Linked DNA regions of Mus musculus: region 1 is linked to region 2. A link is a contact called in ENCODE Hi-C or POLR2A ChIA-PET data. All regions are on one chromosome and are shown on one strand. Each heading gives the region's core, a stretch centred on a gene start or an enhancer-like site at or near the end of the contact. The rest is flanking DNA. Distances are from core to core; before and after follow the strand shown.

Region 1 (2,700 bases), core at 33-2,532, 130 kb before region 2:
CCATCCCCAGCTGACTGAGGATATATGAGTCTATCTAGTCCCGAGGATTGAACACAGGACCTCATGAATGCTAAATACACGCTCTACCATCTCCATCTTTTAAATGATACCTAACTTGTGAGGGAATGAGTGCACATGGCATGGTCCACACGTAGAAGCTAGAGGACGAGTGTCTGTTCTCTACTTCCACCATGTGGGTACCGGACAGGGAACTGAAGACATGGGGCTTGACGGTAAGTACCTGCTGAGCCATCTTGTTAGCGCCCAGATACTCTCTCAAGTCTGTTTTTTACCTATGAAGCTAGTTAGGTAATTTGCTTATGGTGCTTGTGGGCTATCACGGCAGCTTCCTAATCAGCTTTGGGAGTTCTGGGTGATAATTTCTTCTTAAAATCAATACAGTTAAAATCCCGTCTGAATCCAAGACAGTGAGTATTGAATTTCACACCTCTTCTCCAGCTTTAGAGAGAAAGCGTGATCTTCAAGGTTGCAGTAGTTCCTTACTAAGAGGAAGTGATCAAAAACACAGTTTGGGGACAGGAATGCGTTGGAATACCATAGGAAAGGGAATGTAAGACCGCTCAACTTGTTTCAAAGTGTCACAAAATCTGGCTGAGTAGAAGGGCTGATGGGATCCTGTACTCGGCAGGCTGAGTGGTTGTGCTCGGCGGATCTGCGAGTCCTCGGCTGTCCCGCAGGGGGCAGTGCTGCCTGCCAGTGCGGTGGGAGCGGAGTGGGAACCCGCGCGGAGTTCTGGGGCTTGTTTGCAAAGAAAGTTAGGGGATGTGAAGGAGTGCGGGCCAGACTCTTAGAGGGAGGGTGCGAGAAAGGACTTCCCAGGGTAGCCATGGAGTTCACTGGAGGGGATCTGGATAAGTTCGAGGGGTAGGGTGGTCGCACGAGGAGGGTAGTTGTAGGCCCCGGAAGGTGCAAGCGAGCAGGACGCGAGTGTGAATACGAGTGTGCGTGCGCGCGCTGCAGTTCGCCTGGTTCCGAGAGGCGCGGGTGTCAGCTTGCAGCCGGGGCTCCTCCCTCCGGCCCCCCTGCCCCGCCGGGCGGTCCCTCCCTCCTTCCCCATCGCCCCTCCCCGGCGGGCCAGGCGCTGGGACGCCCGGGCCGAGAAGGCAGCGGCGGTGGCGGCGGCTAGTTGGGAGTCCTAGGTTCCGTGCTGCGGGACGATTCGGAGCCGAGTGTCTCTTGCCCCGGCTGGGCGGTGCTGGGCCCGCTTCCCACAGAGCCACGCCCTGTCAAAACTTTGTCGCCGCAGCGGCCAAACGATCGGAGCCGGGCCAGCGAGAGGGAGGGAGGGGCGCCGGGCCGGGCCAGGCAGGGCGCGGGGCTCCGAGCGCAGCGGCCCCGGCCCGTGGCCCCACCATGCCCCAGCTCGGTGGTGGCCGCGGTGGCGGCGCCGGCGGGGGAGGCGGTGGCTCCGGAGCCGGGGCAACCAGTGGAGGGGACGACCTCGGAGCGAACGACGAGCTGATCCCCTTCCAGGACGAGGGGGGCGAAGAGCAAGAGCCGAGCAGCGACAGCGCTTCGGCGCAGAGGGATCTGGATGAGGTCAAGTCGTCCCTGGTCAACGAATCGGAGAATCAGAGCAGTAGCTCGGACTCCGAGGTAAAGGGATTCCTAGGGTCAGCCTCTGGGGGACCCGGGTCCCGCTCCCGCTCACCCGCCCTCGCCTTTGTGTCTCCTCCACAGGCGGAGAGGCGCCCGCAGCCCGCCCGGGACGCTTTCCAGAAGCCGCGCGACTATTTCGCCGAAGGTAAGTGCCTTCTCCGTCAGTCTCCACTCTCCAGCCATCAGCGATTGGCCGTACGGGTCTCCACGGTCCGGGTGGCGGAACCCCTGCTCTCCTCCCATCGCTGCAGCAGCCACTCTGGGGCTCACTCGAGGGGTGCTCGGGTTCCAGATTCCCGCCCCGAGCTCCAGATAGCTACTCTGTCTGGGGGACCCCTGACCTCACTCCACTTTGGTTTTGTCCGCAGTGAGAAGGCCCCAGGATGGCGCTTTTTTTAAGGGACCTGCGTATCCTGGGTACCCCTTCCTGATGATTCCAGACCTGAGCAGCCCGTACCTCTCCAACGGACCCCTGTCTCCTGGTGGAGCGCGCACCGTAAGTGTCAGTCCGGCCGTGCCGGGACCGGTGGGCGTCGGGCCCGGCGGGATGCGCCCCTGGGCTTTCCGTGGTGTGGGGGATGGGGCCTCCTGCCTGAGCTGATCCTGGGCCGAACTTGTTTGCAGAGTCAAACTCCCCTGTGGCGGCCTAGTATGAGACTGCTTTTGGCCAGTAACGGGATGAAAGTAAAGTTCTTTTAACTTCTCGCCTTTGGGAGATTGCGGCCTGGTGGGACCTCCCAGCCTCCCAAATTCCTTGCTCCTACCAAAGGAAAACTTGGATTTGTGCCTGCCTTTGGAGGTGGGGGGTGTGTGTTTGGGGGGGGGGTGTCTCGCTTTCCTTCCCGGAGATTGGTCAGCTTTCCCCTTGGCAAGGGAGAAAGTTGGGCAAGGGCCTGGAGGATCCTGACTTGAGATGTCCTCTGACCTGCGGGTTCCCTGGGCTGCTGTGAGCTGTACAAACTCCTTATTTTGTGTGAACTATTCACGACCCACCCCCAATCCTCACCCCCAGGGCCTCAATTTTTCTGCAGAACTCTGGGTTTTAAACTCCTCTGAGATGGTTTGGAGGGCGACCCAAGG
Region 2 (2,837 bases), core at 61-2,560:
GCGAGGGTGACCAAGTGTGGGCCACAGGGAGAGCTGGTGTGAGAGGTGTCAGCCATAGGGCAAGAGTGGGGTCAGGCCCATGTGCACTTTCTCCATCTCTTTTCATGATCAGGCACTGAGTGCAGAAATTGCTCAGGTCCAGCAGCCCAAGGTCAAGGCCAGGCGAAGGCAGTTTAACCCAGAGACCTGCAGGCTACTCAGTGAGGGCATAAGATCAGGCTCAGCATTGGCTTTGGTGGGTTCAGTTATTCATTCCTTTGGGAAACAGGATCTCACGATCTGCCTCTGAACTTGAGTTCTTTGTGCCCTCCGTACCGTGTGCCACCACACCCGACTGGCCTTTTCATCTTAAGCCTAGGGCTTTGCGCCAAGTGTTCCCATGGTCTATGCCATCAGGCTGTCCATGCCCGGTGTTCAGAGGACAGAGTTTCCCCTGCTCCTTTGAGAAGGAGCATGGAGCTGCCAGAAAGATGTGCAAGGCTGCATGTCCAGGTCTCCAGTCTGACCTCAGGCCCACATCCACCAATCACAGCATATACCGCTTTCCAGCCATCTAGGAATAGAGCCAATAATCCTAACAAGTCAGGACAGGCTAAAAATCCCCACCCCCACCCCCTCCACTCCTGCCTAGCATCAGTGGTGTGTGGCCAGCCAGTTGGTACCAGGCCAACTGTGAGTGTCTCTTCCCACCTCTCACAGTGACTCACCATAGTACCTCAAAACCAACTGTGGTGGGACTATTCACACCACAGATACCACAAATGCTACACAACAGACTCTGGTGCGTAGAAAGCAGTAGTAAGGGTTTTGATTAGAGCACCCACCAAGTGGGACGTCTCCCCCAGAAAACACTTGAGCTGTTAGAGCTTCCAAGATCGGCTCACTCTAGCCCTGGTTTTGCTCGTAAATAAAGATAACTAAAATTGATGAGTCCATGTGCAGTCCCTTCTCCACTCAGACAGGAACTTGCTACGTCACACAGGCTGTGCTGGAGCCTCTAGGCTCAACTGACCTACTTCAGCATCTTAGTAGCTGAGGGAAAACAGTGATGTCACTTTCTATCTATCTATATATGTTTAAATGTTTATTCACTGGAGAGGGGTACATGGAGGTCAAAGGACAACTTGTGGGAGTCATTTCCATCCCTCTACCAGGCAGATTCCTGAGATCTAAAGTCATCGGGACTTGGCGGCAGATAGTTTTAACTGCCGGGCCGTCTCACAAATCCACTTCCTAATTTTCTTAAGTGTCCAGCAGCCACTTGGTCCTCTCTGTTGTGACTGCCACACCATCGAGGTGGTTGATCTCTGTCGGTGAGGACAGGTCCCGAGAAATAAGGTTCCTCCCAGATCCACCCTTTGTTAGTGGTGTCAGCTGGGACACCTGCTTTGCTGAGCACCTTGATGGGGCCTTTGTTTTTAGAGGAACGTCTGCATCTGCTTTGGTTTTGTGCTTGTTTTTCCTCCTCTAGGAGACCTTCTGGGCCAGGCCTTGTCTTTAGATTGATAGAGCTAAGCACCCCTGGTTTATATGGGAGGTGACTGAGAACAGAGATGTTGGATGGAGCCCGAGACCCTGGTGCTCTGCGGATCCACTGGAGAGCTAGCTTTCTAAATCAAACCTTAGCTCAACTTCTGGTAGGAGAAACAACCGGATTCTTTGGAACAGAGATACGAACAGCTAGAAGTCGCTTGGGACAAGGTGGAGTGTGCACCAGAGCTTCCAAAATATTCGTTGGCTAAACCTTGGTCTGAATGAAAAGGGGGGGGGGGGAAGAACTTGGTTTTTAAAGACAGGGTTTCTGTATGCAGCTCTAGCTGTCCTGTTGCTCTATAGTCCAGGCTGGCCTGGAACTCAGAAATCCACCTGCCTCTGCCTCCCAAGTGCTGGGATTAAAGGCGTGTGCCAGCCACAACAATCCAGCCTTTTTGTTGTTGCTGGTTTTAAAGCAGTAAAAGAATCTGTTTATTTTTTTAAGACTCATGTTTTATTCATGCATGAATATGTATCTCTTCCTCCCTACCCTGTGTGTGTGTTTGTGTGTGTGTGTGTGTGTGTGTGTGTGTGTGCCTGCCTGCCTGTCTGTCCATCCGGCCATCCCAGTGTCCAGGAGTAAGGGTCAGATGCCCTGGCATTGGAGTTTAGGTGGTTGTGAGCTGCCTGAAGTGTGTGGTGATATCTGAGCGCACGTCCTCCGGAAAAGCAGAACGCTGTCTATCTGCTGAACCATCTCTCCAGCCCCCAAAGTATGATTTTTTTAAAAAGAACTTTTCCACAGAAAATTATCTATTGTATTAAGTCCAGAAGTAGCTTATTATAGATCCCTATGGACTTGCAAATTGAATTTATTTCGGAGGATTCGCCTATCCAGCAGCCTCAGGAAGGAACATGGCCTTCATCGACAGTGAGGTGGAACAAAGAGGTTGTGTTTGGGATTTAGTGCTGTCCAGTGCATTGATGCAAACGCTTAGAGCCACTCGCTTTATAAAGAAAATTAGGGACGCAAGTAAGAGTCAAAATAAAATGTTTTCTTTTTCTTTCATTGCTCTCTAAAGTGATTTCAGAAATTTAAGTAGTTTCCCCCCACCCCTACCCCAATCTGGGGAGGTATTTTGTCTTTATGCTACTAAGACTGGTTGGTGTATTTTCCTCTTTTTTAAACATTTATTATGTATCTAGCGTTCTGCCTGCATGTATGCCTGAAGGCCAGAAGAGGGCGCCAGATCTCATTACAGATGGTTTTTAAGAACTGAACTCAGGACCTCAGGAAAAGCAGTCAGTTCTCTTAACCTCTGAGCCATCTCTCTAGCCTGTATTTTCTTCTTTAAAATATTTAT

The links. A loop is a pair of places that touch in the nucleus more often than their neighbours do. ChIA-PET counts read pairs that join two places held with the same protein, here RNA polymerase II (POLR2A).
Region 1: a loop to region 2 is called in a map of v-Abl transformed pro-B cells, with 2.5 times the contacts of the local background. The contact joins the promoter of Tcf7l1 here to the enhancer-like site in region 2. A Hi-C loop is called at or near these places in 19 of 37 maps with a recorded cell type or tissue (Patski, T-helper 17 cell, adrenal gland and 5 more). POLR2A ChIA-PET finds 5 or more read pairs at or near these places in 4 of 5 experiments (Patski and embryonic stem cell).

The regions. Positions count from the first base shown.
Region 1 is chr6:72,787,627-72,790,326 of GRCm38, reverse strand. Tcf7l1 (transcription factor 7 like 1 (T cell specific, HMG box)) reads left to right here and starts at 1,282. Exons shown (of 12, transcript NM_009332.3): 1 at 1,282-1,617; 2 at 1,702-1,765; 3 at 1,989-2,116. The coding sequence starts at 1,375.
Region 2 is chr6:72,658,087-72,660,923 of GRCm38, reverse strand. The region is part of intron 3 of Tcf7l1 (transcription factor 7 like 1 (T cell specific, HMG box)); the gene reads left to right. All of the region lies in intron 1 of Gm31391 (a long non-coding RNA gene), which reads right to left. Among named protein-coding and RNA genes, the nearest start is that of Gm31391, 4.2 kb to the right of the region's middle. Within about 2 kb of position 1,310, at least 1 of the 3 ENCODE cell types and tissues checked has a DNase peak (open chromatin) inside an H3K27ac peak, as active enhancers do; it is heart, where a contact is called at or near this core.